Regions from separate parts of the Homo sapiens genome. Here region 1 is linked to region 2. A link is a loop called in an ENCODE intact Hi-C map of the cell type or tissue named here. Cell type or tissue: adrenal gland. All regions are shown on one strand.

Region 1 (2,500 bases), 62 kb after region 2:
CAGCTCTAAGGCAGTTCTGAGCCTAAATATCAGCAGAAGGCACAGAACGGAAGGCATAGACTCTGTTCGAAGTGTCTGGTAATTTCCCTTCACTGGGAGCCTATTTGAATTCAAATTATGCACAATAAGTGTCAAGTCTTCCCCCATTTATCTGAGTAACTTAAAAATCCTGTGCAGTGAAACAAGATCTCTGTACATCAAAGTCCCCTTAACCATGTGAATCTTCTCACGTTCTCATGGGAGGAAGTGCCAAGTTGACTGATAAGATGACTTTCTGCTTGCTCCAGAAAGAAAGGCTCCTCCACTCCCAGAAGACGCAGCGTGGGCCTTTGTCTCTTCCCTTCTCCCGCCACCGGCTCGGATCCGCCTTCTCCCTGGGAAACCATCATGGCACTCAGCACTTTGCTGTCTGCCGAGTGGGTCACCTCCTGAGACGTGCCACTGACAGGGCAGTACACCATTAAGAGGGGTGACTCATTCTCAGGGGTCCGGTACTGAGTCTTCTGTCAATACATTCAAACAAAAGGCGTTATAAAACCAACTGAAAACAAGAAATTCTAGAATGTGCCCTTTCCAACTTGACCCACGCATGCTGGTTCAGGGAGCACTTCAAGTCCTCTGAGCTCTAAAAATAAGCCTCAGTGAGTGTCCATGAGCCTGGGGGTGTAAGACCAAGACCCTGGCTCCTTGGGATCACGGTGGATGGGAGTATAACTGGAGATGCATTGGCCCCAGGCGGCCCACCAGAAGCAGGGTGGACAGATAGCTGGGTGGAGCTGGGGCAGGGCCACCACCCTCCTGGCCAGGCTGGGGCTGGGCACTGGGAATCTAAGTCATGGTATTCCCAGCCCAGCTTTAATTCGAGGACCCCGCGTGCATTTCCAGCCTCTCCGGGTTTGTTTGCTCATCCTTGATAAGTCACAGTTCTTGCTCTGCTGACCTACCTGCCATAAAGAGTTATGAGGCCAAAAGAAAATAAATGAAAGCTCTCTGAACACTGGTGACGTGCTTCCTACCTGTGAAATGCTCTTACTGTGAATCTTTGCAGAGCTGGGAAATCATTTTCTGGGCCCAGCTCTTACTGTCGAAGTACAAACAACCTGAGAAACACTGCAGACCCGCAATCCTGCCAGCTGAGCCCAGGCCTGCAGATACACACCCTGCAGAGCGCAACCCTCCGGCCCTGGGCGCCTCCCAGCCAGGGCGCGGCTGCCCTCTGCTGCCTCCTGCTGGCCGAGTGTGAGCAGCCCCTCAGCGCAGACTTTCCTTCCAGTCTGGCAGGTTTAGCCCCAGCGGGAGGCGGCATCACCCCAGTTCCTACAAACGACCTCGGGAATGGAAAGCGCACCCGGGCCGAGGCCCGCGCTCCTGCCCGTGCTGACCATGTGGACACCCAGGGACTTGGGGCAGGGCGCGGAGGCTGCCTGGATGTGTGGCGCAGGCGCCTGCGTGGAAACACCAAGTCCAGAAACCCTGGCTCTGGCGTGGGCCGCAGCAGGTGTCTGTGTCCCCCCCAGCAGGTGTCCGTCCCTCCCCAGCAGGTGTCTGTCCCTCCTCAGCAGGTGTCTGTCCCTCCCCAGCAGGTGTCTGTGTCCCCCCAGCAGGTGTCCGTCCCTCCCCAGCAGGTGTCCGTCCCTCCCCAGCAGGTGTCCATCCCTCCCCAGCAGGTGTCTGTCCCTCCCCAGCAGGTGTCTGTCCCTCCCCAGCAGGTGTCTGTGTTCCCCCAGCAGGTGTCCGTCCCTCCCCAGCAGGTGTCTGTCCCTCTCCAGCAGGTGTCTGTCCCTCCCCAGCAGGTGTCTGTGTCCCCCCAGCAGGTGTCCGTCCCTCCCCAGCAGGTGTCTGTCCCTCCCCAGCAGGTGTCTGTCCCTCTCCAGCAGGTGTCTGTGTCCCCCCCAGCAGGTGTCCGTCCCTCCCTAGCAGGTGTCTGTCCCTCCCCAGCAGGTGTCTGTCCCTCTCCAGCAGGTGTCTGTCCCTCCCCAGCAGGTATCTGTGTCCCCCCAGCAGGTGTCCGTCCCTCCCCAGCAGGTGTCTGTCCCTCCCCAGCAGGTGTCTGTCCCTCTCCAGCAGGTGTCCGTGTCCCCCCAGCAGGTGTCCGTCCCTCCCCAGCAGGTGTCCGTCCCTCCCCAGCAGGTGTCCGTCCCTCTCCAGCAGGTGTCCGTCCCTCCCCAGGAGGTGTCCGTCCCTCTCCAGCAGGTGTCCGTCCCTCCCCAGCAGGTGTCTGTCCCTCCCCAGCAGGTGTCCGTGTCCCCCCAGCAGGTGTCCGTCCCTCCCCAGCAGGTGTCCGTCCCTCCCCAGCAGGTGTCTGTCCCTCTCCAGCAGGTGTCTGTCCCTCCCCAGCAGGTGTCTGTGTCCCCCCCAGCAGGTGTCCGTCCCTCCCCAGCAGGTGTCTGTCCCTCCCCAGCAGGTGTCTGTCCCTCTCCAGCAGGTGTCTGTGTCCCCCCCCCAGCAGGTGTCCGTCCCTCCCCAGCAGGTGTCTGTGTCCCCCCAGCAGGTGTCTGTC
Region 2 (2,500 bases):
GGAGACACCATCTTCAGGGGTCCCTGTTCCAACTCTACACCTCGTGTGGGCCAAGGCTTCAGCTCTTGAAAATTACCAAGCACATACAGGAAAAGCCACCATGAGCAAGTCACCTCGTGTGGGACAAGGCTTCAGCTTTGCACCATAACCTGCTGTTCACAGGGGCAGTGGTTCCTGCTATGGGCTGATGCTCCTGAGGCCAGCCGGGGCTGCAAGGCTGCTCTCGGAATAGACGCCTTCAGAGGCTGCCATTCTGGTTTCAGCTCCCTCTTAGTTTCTGGCCGTTGTGAGATTTCCCTTGCTTATCTGTGAGCTCAACTATGCACCTGAAGAGACACCTGCTGTATCATATCCAGCATTTCTAGGTGTTTATGCCAGAGGGTTTTGCAGAATATCCAGTCAATCACTTATTGCCAATAGACTCCTCTGTTCTCTTGAATTCTGAACAAAAATTCTATATAAAAATGGTGCAAGACAATCTTCCATCATCTGAAACGTAACTTTTTGCATAATAAAAAAAACGTAACTCTCAACCACACTAATCATAGCTATCTTTAAAGAATGTATACAAAATAAATTATCAAGGTACTAGAACCATCACATTATAAATTACATTGGTGTTTCAGACCAGCCATGACCACGCTGTGTCTGGGCATGACAGGCAGTGGCTCTGGGGTGTTTTCATCTACTTCTCTCCAGAAGGAAAGGCAGACTGCAACGCGGTCATTCCAGTGAGGTGAATCACTTCCCCACTTCCTTCCTTTTCACTCATTATCAGCATAATAAAAAGTAATACACTATCATTCACTAAGCATTTAACACATAGCCGGCCTGTACCTAGTGCTATACTTCTTGTCTAAATATAAATGGAATGACAAGCTAGGTGAGAAACTTGCTCAGAGATCCTATTTTCTCTACCTTGATACTATCATCCATCAATCAAAAGGTCTGGAAAACAACACCCTATGAGCGTCCTCCTCTGACGCTGGAGGACAGCTCGCCTCCCTCACTGACCTTGCACTCTCGGAAACCAGCAAGCTTGGGGCGACAGCTCATCTCCACGCAGGCCTTACCTATCCGAACCGTTCCAGCAACACTCAAACTTGTCAAAGATGCAGTCGTTCTCATAGAGAGAGCAGAGCTTGCTGCGCAGGTACTCGTGGACCTGGTGGGTCTCCACCGGCCTGCTCTCCATGTTGAGGTCCCACACCTTCACCGACAGGTAGTCTCTGGTCATCATGTACCGCCCACTATGACTGAATTTTACATCGGATATGGATGAAATTATTTCTGAGAAGAAGGACCTACTGCTGGGATCTTCAGGCTCTTCAAAAACTGAAAAACAAAATAAAATGTTTTCAGCTTCTGTTTAAAAATCAGAGAACAAATCATTTTCAAGTTCAAGTAGGAAGTGGCCCCTTCAGAGAGACTCTGGAAGGGCTTGGCCTCAACACTAGGTCTTCTGATCTTTCTGATTCTCTAGGTTTTCTGATCTTCTGTGACTTCCGTGGGCAAGAGCTTCGGATAAGACATTCTAGCACCAGCTATGGACAAGGGATGGGCATGAGAAGCGTAGACGCCCAAGTCTCACCCGGACCCTGAATGAGAATCTCTAGGCAAGGTCCTGGGCACTGCCATCTGTGGGAGCTCCTCGGGGCATCCTGATGTGTGCCCAGGTTCAGCACCACCGCATTCCTGTAGGAGTGTCTCCGCGTCCTCATGGCACCAGGCCCGAGCACGTGAAATTCTATCGCATACACATCACAGGAAGACACAAACAGCATTATATGGTCATGCAGACACAGCGGTCTGTGCCTCTAAGAAACTGCCTGCTTTTTGGAGGGTCGACAGTTTGTGGGTCTGCAGGAGTGACCACCTTGACTGGCAACGCTGTGGTCCTGATTTTAACCACCAAGACGGTCCCGCCGGTCAAAGCCAGCCAGCCAAGGTTTGTCTCCAATACTGAATATACACAAGCTCTACTGTGACAAAACTGGATTCCTATTTTCAGAAAGATCCTCCCGCCTCAACCTCCAGGGTAGCTGGGACCACAGGTGAGCACCACTGCACCTGGCTTGTGCTTCCTTGACCTGAAGCTGCTTTAGGTTTTTTCTCTTTTTTCTTGATGCAGGAGCCTGTGTTTGTCGGCTTAGCATCTGAAATTAACTTGAAGCCAGCTGTGCCGACGCCAAGCATTTACTCAAATAAATCACTCTGATGACAAATAGAACTGGAATCTGAAATTATTTACTCAAGAATTTTATGCTTAAGATACAGGCCAAATGCTACGAAACACTCATCCTCATCGCAGGAATTCTAGTAGAAATACGAATTCTTAAAAACACACTCAACCTCAGGAAAGAGAACAGGCGAAAAGGCTGCTGCACACGGTCCATGGGCACATTCCACCGAGGCACTGGGGGCGCCGCTGCACATGAGCAGCGGCTCAGTCTGGTGGGATTGACTGGCGGCTTCCCCATCAGAGGAAGTCACTGGACGT

The links. Peaks named below come from ENCODE experiments on the same cell type or tissue, not always from the same donor. Only the 100,000 strongest peaks of a DNase experiment are listed, where the experiment ranks them.
Region 1: a loop joins it to region 2, with 3 times the contacts of the local background. A loop is called at or near these places in 24 of 110 quality-filtered maps.

The regions. Positions count from the first base shown.
Region 1 is chr10:131,884,260-131,886,759 of GRCh38, reverse strand. No RefSeq gene overlaps it. Among named protein-coding and RNA genes, the nearest start is that of PPP2R2D, 15 kb to the left of the region's middle. In adrenal gland, CTCF peaks have their summits at 1,031 and 1,241 (motif pointing left); a DNase peak (open chromatin) is centred at 1,229.
Region 2 is chr10:131,946,365-131,948,864 of GRCh38, reverse strand. It overlaps PPP2R2D (protein phosphatase 2 regulatory subunit Bdelta), which reads right to left. Exons shown (of 9, transcript NM_018461.5): 8 at 1,074-1,335. Among named protein-coding and RNA genes, the nearest start is that of BNIP3, 34 kb to the left of the region's middle. RefSeq lists an enhancer at 1-382. In adrenal gland, no CTCF peak of the experiment used is centred here; no DNase peak of the experiment used is centred here; H3K27ac peaks cover 1,919 bases.